3 separate regions of the Mus musculus genome follow, and all the other regions are linked to region 3. The links are chromatin loops, found by intact Hi-C in ENCODE. Cell type or tissue: heart. All regions are shown on one strand. Region 1 overlaps Astn2 (astrotactin 2). Region 2 overlaps Astn2 (astrotactin 2). Region 3 overlaps Astn2 (astrotactin 2).

What was found. Peaks named below come from ENCODE experiments on the same cell type or tissue, not always from the same donor. Only the 100,000 strongest peaks of a DNase experiment are listed, where the experiment ranks them.
Region 1: a loop joins it to region 3, with 1.8 times the contacts of the local background. A loop is called at or near these places in 2 of 42 quality-filtered maps.
Region 2: a loop joins it to region 3, with 2.8 times the contacts of the local background. A loop is called at or near these places in 2 of 42 quality-filtered maps.

Annotation. Positions count from the first base shown.
Region 1 is chr4:66,162,844-66,166,843 of GRCm38, reverse strand. The region is part of intron 3 of Astn2 (astrotactin 2); the gene reads left to right. Among named protein-coding and RNA genes, the nearest start is that of Astn2, 240 kb to the left of the region's middle. In heart, no CTCF peak of the experiment used is centred here; no DNase peak of the experiment used is centred here.
Region 2 is chr4:66,152,559-66,156,558 of GRCm38, reverse strand. All of the region lies in intron 3 of Astn2 (astrotactin 2), which reads left to right. Among named protein-coding and RNA genes, the nearest start is that of Astn2, 250 kb to the left of the region's middle. In heart, no CTCF peak of the experiment used is centred here; no DNase peak of the experiment used is centred here.
Region 3 is chr4:66,023,177-66,027,176 of GRCm38, reverse strand. All of the region lies in intron 5 of Astn2 (astrotactin 2), which reads left to right. Among named protein-coding and RNA genes, the nearest start is that of Astn2, 380 kb to the left of the region's middle. In heart, no CTCF peak of the experiment used is centred here; a DNase peak (open chromatin) is centred at 1,696; H3K27ac peaks cover 885 bases.

The DNA of each region.
Region 1 (4,000 bases), 140 kb before region 3:
GGTGAGCTGAGGACCTTTGTCTGCAAGATGTGTGTGTGTGTGTGTGTGTGTGTGTGTGTGTGTGTGTGTGTGTGTGTGTGATACAACATAACTAGGTCTATGATGCTCTAAGTAGGCTAGAGTCTGATGCTTTGATTCCCCTCTTCCTCCTTCTCAGTGCCTTTGTTAATTCGATTTTAATGGCAAGGACTGCAGTGCATGGTTGTTTGGGGCAGTTGCTCCCATTCTTTTTCTAACACCAGAGACCTAGATTCTTGTCTCCTGATGTAGTTCCTCATAGGATGTATTTATCTCTTATGCACTTATGCTTAAGCTATTAAGTAGGAGCCCTGGGTAACTTTCTTTTGATCTCCTCTTCTCTTCTCTTCTCTTCTCTCCTCTCCTCTCCTCTCCTCTCCTCTCCTCTCCTCTCCTCTCCTCTCCTCTCCTCTCCTCTCCCCTCCCCTCCCCTCCCCTGCCCTCCCCTCACCTCCCCTTCTTCTCTCTCTCTCTCTCTCTCTCTCTCTCTCTCTCTCTCTCTCTCTCTCTCTCTCTCTTTTGAGACAAGGTTTCTCTGTATAGCCCTGGCTGACCTGGAACTCACTCTTTAGACCAGGCTTGCCTTGAACTACCTTTGCCTCCCAAGTGCTGGGGTTAAAGGCATGCTCCACCCTTGCCCGGCTCTTCTGATCTTTTCAATGTTGATCCTTTATATAGGACAGAAATCACATGCCTTCATGACTTCAAGACAGGGAGCCCTGAGGGCAATGTGCTTAGGAATGCCCACATAATACATTTGTAAAATTTAAGTGTCCTCTCTCTCTCTCTCTCTCTCTCTCTCTCTCTCTCTCTCTCTCTCTCTTCTATCTTGCTTTATTCTACTCACTTATAAACACCAGGTACAAATTCAATCTAGATGGATTTTTTTGTGTGTGACACAATTCAGATGGTGAGGACAGAAGAGAGATCAAAATGGAGAAGTTCTTGTCTTCATGGAACTTTTAGCCTACTTGATATCATTGACCAATAATCACATGAACCCCTTCATAGAAACCAAAACGCAGGGTGGTGGTATCATGGTGAGTAGATAAAGAATGAGGAGGATCTGTTCATGTATATCTGGGAGGACCTCACAAAAGCTATCTTTCAGGTTCTATAGCAAGTTGTACCATGGGATGAAGGAAAAAAAATAAAAAAGGAGAAATTCGGTTGTTGAGGTGGGAGCTCTCACCAAAGTCCAGATTGCAAGAGACCTTAGCAGTCTTCTTGATAAGGAGAGGTCTTGCCTTAAGTGTTAAGTGAAGCTAGGCAGTGTTGGCGCACGCCTTTAATCCCAGCACTTTTGGTAGGCAGAGGCAGGTGGATTTCTGAGTTGTTCAAGGCCAGCCTGGTCTACAGAGTGAGTTCCAGGACAGCCAGGGCTACACAGAGAAACCCTGTCTCAAAAAAACCCAAAATAAACCAACCAGCCAAACAAACAAACAAACAAAAAAGTGATAAGTGAAGCCCTGTTATGGAGTGGAGCATATGAGGAACAAGTTGAGATTCAGGGTCTGAAAGGTCCCTGTCGCTGCAGAAGTATGTGTTTAGAGAATGAGCTAGCAAGACAGCTATGGGATTGTTGCATGTCACCTTGACAGTCCTCGTGAGTATAAACACAAGTGGTTATAGTGTCCTGTGTACCAGTGGCATTAGGAATCTTCCCAGGTAAAAGGTGTCCAATGGTGAAAATGTGGCTCCTGTGATTGGTGTCTGAAAATTGTCAGTTTTTTCATTCCTTTCTAGAGTAAGATATTTCAGATTTTGCCTTGAAATATTTGGAAAATATGAGGCATCTTCAGTTCCCTGGGGAGAATATCTATAGCTCTGTCAGTCTAGCTATCTGTCCATACATAAACAGGAAAAAGAAGTACTGTTTCAAGCAATGAGCTAACATAGAAATGTAACTTCTGGAGAACTCAGATCTGGGCATCTTCACCTGGAGGGCATGGAGTGGATTTTGGGCTCCTGATTTTTAGTAGAATGACATAACATAAGGTAGTGGAAAGCCAGGCTGCTAAAGATCTATTCATGATATTTATACTTCATCACTGTAGCATAAAGATGATGTATTTAACATCATCAAATTCTTTATAGGTAAAGTAGGGATATGGACATACAAAGCCTAGTTTTAAGTTCTGAATAGTTTATAACACATACACTGCTTGCTTACATATATGCTATTTTAATACTAACATTGAAGCAATTCACTGTAGTATCATAAAATATACAGTGGTAGACACAGCATGGTAACATTGACCCAGGTCAATATTTTAAGGGCATTGAAATTGATGTGTTCTCTGGAGAGTTGTTTTAGCTTTTTGGACATTTGGTTACCATAACCATTGTGAGTAGGAGAAAGGGAGAGAGAGAGAGAGGGAGAGAGGGAGAGAGAGAGAGGGAGAAAGAGGAGAGAGAGAGGGAGAGAGAGAGAGAGAGAGAGAGAGAGAGAGAGAGAGAGAGAGAGAGAGAGAGAGAGAGAGAGAGAGAGATTTTCTAGGATGCTCAGTATCTGCTTGGAAATACAAAAATGTCTAAGTATCATTTTAAATACATATCATTCTTGTTCGTTCACATTTATATCTGTCTATCTACTTCCCTTTTGCAATTACACCTTTAAAATTTTATTGTATACCCTGGAGAGATGACTATGCAGTTAAGAACACTTATGTTCATGAGGCCCAGGGTTCAATTCCCAGCATCCATGTGGTAGTTCACAACAGTCAATAATTCAAGTTTCAGGGCATGTGATACATTCCTCTGGACTCTGTGGGTACCATAAATGCACTTGGCTCACATGCATGCATGCAGTCAAAAGATTTGCATACTTAAAATAACATAACAAAGTCTAAATGTGCTAAAACTAAAAGAAACAACATCCTGAGCATTGTATTATTTTTCAATTATAAATTGCTACAACTATGTAATAAGCATTATAATAATATACAATGGTATTCTTTTCACCCTAGTCATAACAAAAATATGGTACATATCTTATTTCTTACAAATACATTATTGAATAATATAGCTTGCCATTTATGCAGATTTTATTGCTTTTTATGGTAAAGATGTTTCCTACTCATTTAAATGTTTTGCTTCATGTTAATGCTAATATCTAGAATTGCCCTTTGATTTTAAAACTTTCTACATTTCTATCACTTTATATAAAACTTGCACTTCACTGCATCCTTGATAACATTAATCAGACAATCTATATTTTACAAGTCTGTAGCTTGTGGAAGTATAACTTCAATATAGATTTAATTTGCATGCCAGAGATTTCTAACAAGCTTAATATTTTTTTCTTATATTAAAACTTCCATTTTCATGTCAGTTTCCTGATGTATAACTTTCACACATTTTTCTGATAAATTGCTTTTATTGCTTCTTTCTTTAGCTGATTGGCAAAGACTCTTTATAATTAATGACAATTATCAAAAATTTTAAAGGTGAATAGGTCTTTGTCACCTGAAAATACTTTCTAGTCTAAAACTTTTCTTTTCTGTGATGAGAATAATTTCTAACTCCAGTATTTTCCTTTGGTTGCTGCATTTTCATACCTTATGCTTCTTGTGAAATCCCTGACTGTCTTCCACTATCCTGATGTCTTAATGGGGCTTTTCTGTCTCCTTCTACATTTTTTAAAAAGAATTTGCCTGTCATTCTTGATTTTAACTATGGAGTCTGTGCTGAGTACTGATGAGGGTATTTGCTTCTGTCTACATCCCAGAGTTCCTCTACGCCTCCCTGCTTCATAAAAGCACCGTCCTCCCTAAGTCAGGCCTCTCCAACTCCCCTTCTCGTAACCTGCTGCTCTATAGCTGTTTAATGTGTTGATATCACATAGGGCTACACCCTCACCTTTCTATTGTTATATAAAGATATCAGCTCTTCTTTTTCTTTTCCTAACCTATGTGGATTTTAGGATAAATTTGTATTTCTTGGAAAGACTTACTGTGATAGGGATGGGCATCATGTTGAA
Region 2 (4,000 bases), 130 kb before region 3:
AGCTTTTATGATTTAAGTATTAGAAGAAGAAAAAAGAGGAGGAGGAGGAGAAAGAGGAAGAGGAGAGTAGAAGGAGGAAGAAAAGAAAAATAAAGAGACTAAATCTTGACTGGTTTAATGGAGATGGGGGCACTCAGGAAGCCCCCACCCCCTTCTAGATTAAGGAATAATTGAAATTCCTGGACTACTAGGTAAGGAAAAGTCAGTTTCTTCAGGGATAGGGCCCTTGACAATTTATCATGTTGTTTGGTGGATGATAGTAAGTCTATGCATACATGGGCAGTACTAATAGGAATAAGTGATTGTAAAAGGACAAACTAAAGATGGACAGAGGACAAAGAGTCTTGGGGGGGGGCTTAAAATGGGATATTATTAAAATTACTGTATACATGTATGAATTTATCAAAGAACAAATCAATAATAATAAAGCTCTTTTATAAGGCTAAGATTGATGTCAGTCCAACTGTTCATTCCTCAGGAGAAGGCATAAGTTGACCACCAGACCCACTAATTGTCCTTGTTATACTCCTACTCTGTTTTATACCAGTTATAGTATTTAACTTGGTATCTATCCCTTGCTAGAGTATAAGTTCATTTTAAAAAATGGTAATTTTCTTTCCTGATATGGTTCATGGTAGGGTGATGATTTTCCAGTGGATAACACTAAATCCATGAGTATATTGGCACTATTTGCTGTACAAAGTGGATTATAAAATATATAAAAGGAAGATGACATAAAAGGAATCCAGGAGAGTTGATGAAAGGAGAAAGATATGGTTTTAAATATATTGTTTTCATGAAGGAAGTTTCCAAGGAATAAATAATTAAACAGTAAGAATATGATGTCAATATCTTCTGTGTTCAGACTTTGGTATATAGCAGATGCTTAACACTAACTACATATATTATGTTTCCCCCATAATTTAGTTATTTTTTTTACTTGAACATTCAGATTCAAAAGAGAAAGTAGTATTTTTTGCCATTTTTTAAAACTCTTAGGAAGTTATTTCTTGGTTTCTGAATTAATGCTTCCACAATATTTTCAGTATTTGGTATTATTTGATTGAATTTCTTTTTCTTTTCTTGGCTTGTGGTAATGTGTTAGCGAAAGGTGGTTATAGGAATAGGACTAAAAGACAAGTGGTTTCAGGGAATTTATTCAAATCACTCTAAAATGTCCTGTACATTAAGTGTAATTGCTAAATAATGTTTTAATGATTTGGCCATAGATGACTCAGAATTTTATGTATTTCATTTCTCTTCAGTCCACAAGAATTTAGCAATAAGAAAAGGTGTTTGGAGGGAAATTATTAAATGCAGTCAATTTTGGGTGGTAATGAAGAGACTATAGGTAGCTACCTATGTAGTATGTATGTAGTAGGTAGATAAATAGATGATAGGTGATGATGGATGGGTGACAGCAAGAGAGAGATAAATAGATACAAAGAGAGGCAGCCACTTGCAAGAATTTAGGATTTTCCCTCATAGTTTAAATAATGATACATTTCTTTTCTCTCAATTAGTTTCTTTTGGTTGAGTAGTTTTGTTACATTCTAAAACATTAAGCAACAAGCATTGCTCTTTGTGCAGCAATTTGTAGTTCAAAATATACTTACACATCCCCTTTTAAGTCTGTCTACTCCAATCCTATCTGGCAAGGAGACTTGATGTTGTAAGCATCACTTTACCTTAGAGAAAAATGAAGCTAAGAGAAGGAAGACTACAAACATCTTGCATTGCATGATGCCTTCTTAGTCTTGAATTTCTTTGATTCTCTCGGGGTTTGACATCTGAGGGGAAAAAGAAACTGAACGAATCTATGTTATATATGGAGACTTGGCTTCTCTGGTCATTTAATGGGATTCTCCAGTCTAGAGGGTCAGCGATGATAATCACAGAGTATGTCATAAAAAGTTCCTTCCTTAAGAGTCATGGACAAACTCTGGGTTTGTCTGAATTAAAATGGAAAGTCATTTGGCAGATAAAATTAGTAATTGCACAATCCTTTCCATTGGCAAAGAAATATGCAGAGGATAGAGATAGTGGAATCAAGCCAGAGGACTTGAAGAAAGAGAGAGAGAGAGAGAGAGAGAGAGAGAGAGAGAGAGAGAGGTGCAGCAGAGGCTTTTCAAAGCCTGTATTTTCTTTATAAAACTTCAGACTTCCCATCTTCATCTTTCTTTTTTGTTTTTTTGTTTTATTATTATTATTATTATTATTATTATTATTATTACATATTTTCCTCAATTACATTTCCAATGCTACCACAAAAGTCCCCCACACCCTCCCCCCCCCTCCCCTACTCACCCATTCCCATTTTTTGGCCCTTGTGTTCCCCTGTACTGGGGCATATAAAGTTTGCCTGTCCAATGGGCCTCTCATTCCAGTGATGGCCAACTAGGCCATCTTTTGATACATATGCAGCTAGTCAAGAGCTCTGGGGTACTGGTTAGTTCATAATGTTGCACCTACAGGGTTGCAGATCTCTTTAGTTCCTTGGATACTTTCTCTAGCTTCTCCATTGGGGGCCCTGTGATCTATCCAATAGCTGACTGTGAGCATCCACTTCTGTGTTTGCTAGGCCCCGGCCTAGTCTCACAAGAGACAGCTATATCATGGTCCTTGCAGCAAATGCTCGCTAGTGTATGCAATGGTGTCATCGTTTGGAGGCTAATTATGGGATGGATCCTGGATATGGCAGTCTTTGGATGGTCCATCCTTTTGTCTCAGCTCCAAACTTTGTCTCTGTAGCTCCTTCCATGGGTGATTGTTTCCAATTCTAAGAAGGGGCAAAGTGTCCAGACTTTGGTCTTCGTTCTTCTTCAGTTTCATGTGTTTTGCAAATTGTACCTTATATCTAGCTATACTAAGTTTCTGGGTTAATATCCACTTATTGGTGAGTACATATCATTTGAGTTATTTTGTGATTGTGTTACCTCACTCAGGATGATGCCCTCCAGGTCCAACCATTTGCCTATGAATTTCATAAATTCATTCTTTTTAATAGCTGAGTAGTACTCCATTGTGTAAATGTACCACATTTTTTGTATCCATTCCTCTGTTGTGGGGCATCTGGGTTTTTTCCAGCTTCTGGCTATTATAAATAAGGCTGCTATGAACATAGTGGAGCATGTGTCCTTCTAATCAATTGGAACATCTTCTGGATATAGGCCCAGGAGAGGTATTGCTGGATTCTCCAGTAGTACTATGTCCAATTTTCTGAGGAACCACGAGACTGATTTCCAGAGTGGTTGTACAAGCTTGCAATCCCACCAACAGTGGAGGAGTGTTCCTCTTTCTCCACATCCTTGCCAGCATCTGCTGTATCCTGAATTTTTGATCTTAGCCATTCTGACTGGTGTGAGATGGAATCTCAGGTTTGTTTGGATTTGCATTTCTCTGATGATTAAGGATGTTGAACATTTTCTCAGGTGCTTTTCTGCCATTCGGTATTCCTCAGGTGAGAATTCTTTGTTCAGCTCTGAGCCTCATCTTTTAAGGGGGTTATTTGATTTTCTGGAGTCCACCCTCTTGAGTTCTTTATATATATTGGATATTAGTCCCCTATCTGATTTAAGATAGGTAAAGATCCTTTCCCAATCTGTTGGTGGCCTTTTAATCTTATTGACGGTGTCTTTTGCCTTGCAGAAGTTTGGCAGTTTCATGAGGTCCCATTTGTCAATCCTCGTTCTTACAGAACAAGCCATTGCTCTTCTATTCAGGAATTTTTTCCCCTGTGCCCATATCTTCAAGGCTTTTCCCCACTTTCTCCTCTATAAGTTTCAGTGTCTCTGGTTTTATGTGAAGTTCCTTGATCCACTTAGATTTGACCTTAGTACAAGGAGATAAGTATGGATCGATTCGCATTCTTCTACATGATAACAACCAGTTGTGCCAGCACCATTTGTTGAAAATGCTGTCTTTCTTCCACTAGATGGTTTTAGCTCCCTTGTCGAAAATCAAGTGACCATAGGTGTGTGGGTTCATCTCTGGGTCTTCA
Region 3 (4,000 bases):
GAAGATGTTTGTTTTCATACTCCTCGTCCTGAGATGCACAGGTCCTCAAACCAGCTGAGACTTGAGAAGTCTGGATCAGATGTGGATGTAGAGGTCTCCAGAAGAGCCTGCAAACTGAACAAAGACAAATTCAAATGTATGTGCTACTCTAAAGTGTCTTCATTCTTGAAAAGAGTAGAATTATTTTCCTATCATTCATTCAGTAAACGGTTTTGGTGAGACCCTGCTGGTGCAGCAGTGAGACTTGCGAAAGAGAACGAGGTGTTGGTGAACACCTGCTTGGAAGTCCCTAAATCCAAAGCTCAGCACTGATGCTGCCAGCACCACCCCAACACTTCTCTTCCCTTCATCTCAAGCTCCTAATTTGTTAAGTAGGAATGCTGATGTTGTAAAATGGAGTTCTTGTGCCAAATACACATAAAGGTTTCTTTAATCTTTTTGTAAAATTTATTTTATTGGTTTAATTGATTTGTATGAGTAACTGTTGATGTATCTGCCATATATGTGTGGATGCCTGCTGAGGTCAGCAGAGAGCATCATGGCCCTAGTAACTGGAGTTAGAAGTGATTATAGGTCACTCTATAGTGCTGCTGGGAACTATGATCACCTTCTCTGGAACAGCAACAAGTGCACTTACAAACAATCTCTGCAGGCCCAAATCTAACCTTTGAAATCACATATGAAAGAAAAGGATCTGAAATTCAGAGAGATTTAACCCCTTAGGATACAACTGGAGGATTAGAACTTTTACCCAGGTGTATTTGACCCCAAGTTCAGTGCTTTAGTCTTCTCTACCATACTGTCTCATATTTGGATGTAGACATTCGATTTAGGGCTTATCCTAAATCCAGGATGATCTCAGCTTCTAATAGTGAACTTACATTCATCCACAAAACCCCACTTTCCAAATACATTCATCATGCACAGTATTCCATAGAGACATCTTTGAAGGACTTACTTCATTCCATGGTAAGCAGATAGCAGAGATAAAGTTCAAAGAAAATTAGACAGCAGCTAGATACCAGGAACTGAATATTTTTGTTAAAGCACCAAGTACCTTATACCTTTCATCCTGTGCATTATTTTTTTTAAATTGTTTTATTTATTACCTTCTAGTTTTTAATTGAGGTGATACAAGGTCATCCTTTCCCTCTAGGAATTTCTCCAATTGTAATATCAGAAATAATCTGTAGTTTCCTTTAATAGCTTTCCAACATAGATTTTCTAGAGCCCCAAGACTCAGGCCAAGACTCTTCCCTCTATTCCATCCTCACAAAGCAGTCTGAGTGGAAGCTAGAGTACAGCGGCTTGGAGGAAACCTCAACTCTCCCAGAGGCCCCTGCTGGACCATGATAACAGCTCTCTTACACCAGTATTAATCTTTAATTGCTATTTGATTTGATTTAACATGATCTTCTGCTTGTAAAACACCTTGAAATGTTTCAGCGTTGTGAGCGTGTCCTGGAAACGCCACTTTATTGTATTAACAAGTCTCGGCCTGAACATAAAGGGAGATAATTAGAAACAGCAAAGTCCCCTGACATGCTCAGGGCAGCCAAAAAGCTCTCGGGAAAACAATCCTTTCAGCTGCTTTCATGTTTCCAAAAGCGAAAGCTGTTGGAGAGGCCCCAGTGGGTAGGAAGCTTATTAGGGTGACTTGGCATGCTATTTATAGCTCTCAGCTGGCTCGCCTTTTGTCCAGCTCATGTAGCCCTGTGGATTCCCAGATCTCTAGTAAGTTTGTTCTACAACTGCTAGGACCCCAACCTAGGAGCACACTGTATTGCCAGCAATTGATCTGTGAGAGCTTTTGGCATACTTGGGGCGTTTTCTCACAAAGACAAGCATGTTGTATACACAAGGGGGTAAAGTTCCCAGGCTAGCCTATAAAAGTTGATATGTCTTACAGTGGATCAAAAGCACTGCAATATCATTCTTAGATATCCGGATGCTCAGATGAGACCCAAGTGGATTTGTAGCCTAACAAAGACTACTTAAAGGGTGACTAAGCTACAAACCAGTTTTTCCTAAGTATAGCCTCAGCTAATGCTTTATGATGTGATATATTTGAATTAGAGTTATACTTGACATAGCAAGTGCATAATGAAAATCTACATAAGTTAATTTGGTTGTGCTTTAAAGCTGTTCCATGAAGCTTGAACTTCATCGGAAAGAGTGCAGCAGGGTTGGTTGGCTTTTGAGGCAACCAGACATCCTTGAGAACCTCCACCGTGGTGTGCCTGGTGCAGAGCAATAGTAAAAGTGATGGTTCAGAGACAGGTTACCGTTCTCTGCATCCATTGTCTTCCTGATTAACTGATAAAGACATGACTCCAGATGAAGTTTCTGGCTTTATGTAGAGTCCTAATTAATGTGTAATGTGTAAAAAAAATAATATTACTGCCTTTATTTGGTTTATTTTTAAAAAATGAAAGAATGTATTTCACATATGACTAGAGTCATAAGCCCAGATTCCAATAGGTATTGAGCTTTACATTGTGTTTTTAATTGTGGATGGGGGTATATTTATGTGATGAATGTTTGTGCATACGTGAGCATGTGTGCGTGTCTGAAGTATGTCTGCCTGTGCATGAACATGCCAAATATTGATGTCCAATACCTTCCTCTCTCCCTCTCCATGTTACTTAAGGAATCACAGACTCTCAATGCACCTGAAGACCTCCAACTGGTTTGTGTGCTGCAGCATCGCACTATAGTTTTAAGAAGTTGATTCTGGGAATCCAAACACAGTTCTTTTGCTTGTGAAACAAGGAACCCACTGAGCGATCTCCTCAGTCCCAACTTTGAGGTTTTTTTGCTTTATTTTTTTCCCCAATTTTATACATATATAATACATTCTCTTAACTCTCATCCCACCCTTTTCTCCCATTCCTTCTTACAAGCCCACTTCACAATTCACGTCTTTTCCTTTCTATTCTTACTCACTGGCTTTAACCAGAGTCTAAGTGTGTCCACGAGTTTGGAGCTATCAGTTGGAGTCTGATGTGCTTACCTTTCAATGCTGATTGGAGATAATGAATATCCCTCTCTTAGGATGTATTGATACTGAATAGTCTAACATGGAGAGGTAGGGTGTAACCACTCTCTCACTGACTCAAGAAAAACTGCTGATAGACCCAGTCCTATACAGACCCAGTGTGGGCCACAGTGGTGGCTGTGAGACCATGTTTGCAATGACAGTGTTAGGCTCGAAGGGTAGTATTTTGCAGTTCTTCTCCAGGTCTCCTGACTCATATATTCTTTCTGAGCCTCTTCGTAATGTTCTCTGAGCCTGGCCTTGGAGAGTGTACTGTGACTATCCTAGTTAGGTGATCATTCAATCCCTCATTTATTCTTACACTTTGAATCTATCTGATTTTTAGACCTTGCCATGATTCTCCATTTATAGGAACAAAAGTTAATAATTTGTGGATAAGAGAAATTTTGCGTTGAAATCATTCTTCTCAACCCTATCTCATCATCCTTATTTAATAGATTATAGGTAGGGTTTAAAGTATTTTTACCAAACTCTACAGAAGCTTCTGAGGCAGAGAGCAATTCAAAGTGTTATAAACCCAATGGAATGAAGGTGTTGAAAGAGAACTCCCTTTTAAGTGATGCGTACAGTTTAAATGATACAGTCTAGAAGTGGTTTCTAGTCTGAGGGGAAAAAGATGATCAAATGACATCTAGAGCATAGGAGTGGACATCTTGGTTGATCTAAAGCATGGCATTGGGTATAGGTGTGGCAATAGATAAGCACACATTATGGGAAATCCTGCAGGAACTGCTTCCCACTGATGCAATGCTTCTCACTGGGTTGTGCATGCCAAACGAACTGGGTCTTCACCCAGGCTCCACCTTCTATGATCATGATGCTCTCAGACAAACAGTGCTGTTTTTCCCTACATTCCTTGCCTTTCTCACTAGGAAAATAAATTGTGCTATAAAGAGGATTAATAAAAACCATGATGTCAAAGAAATTACTCTACGACATAGA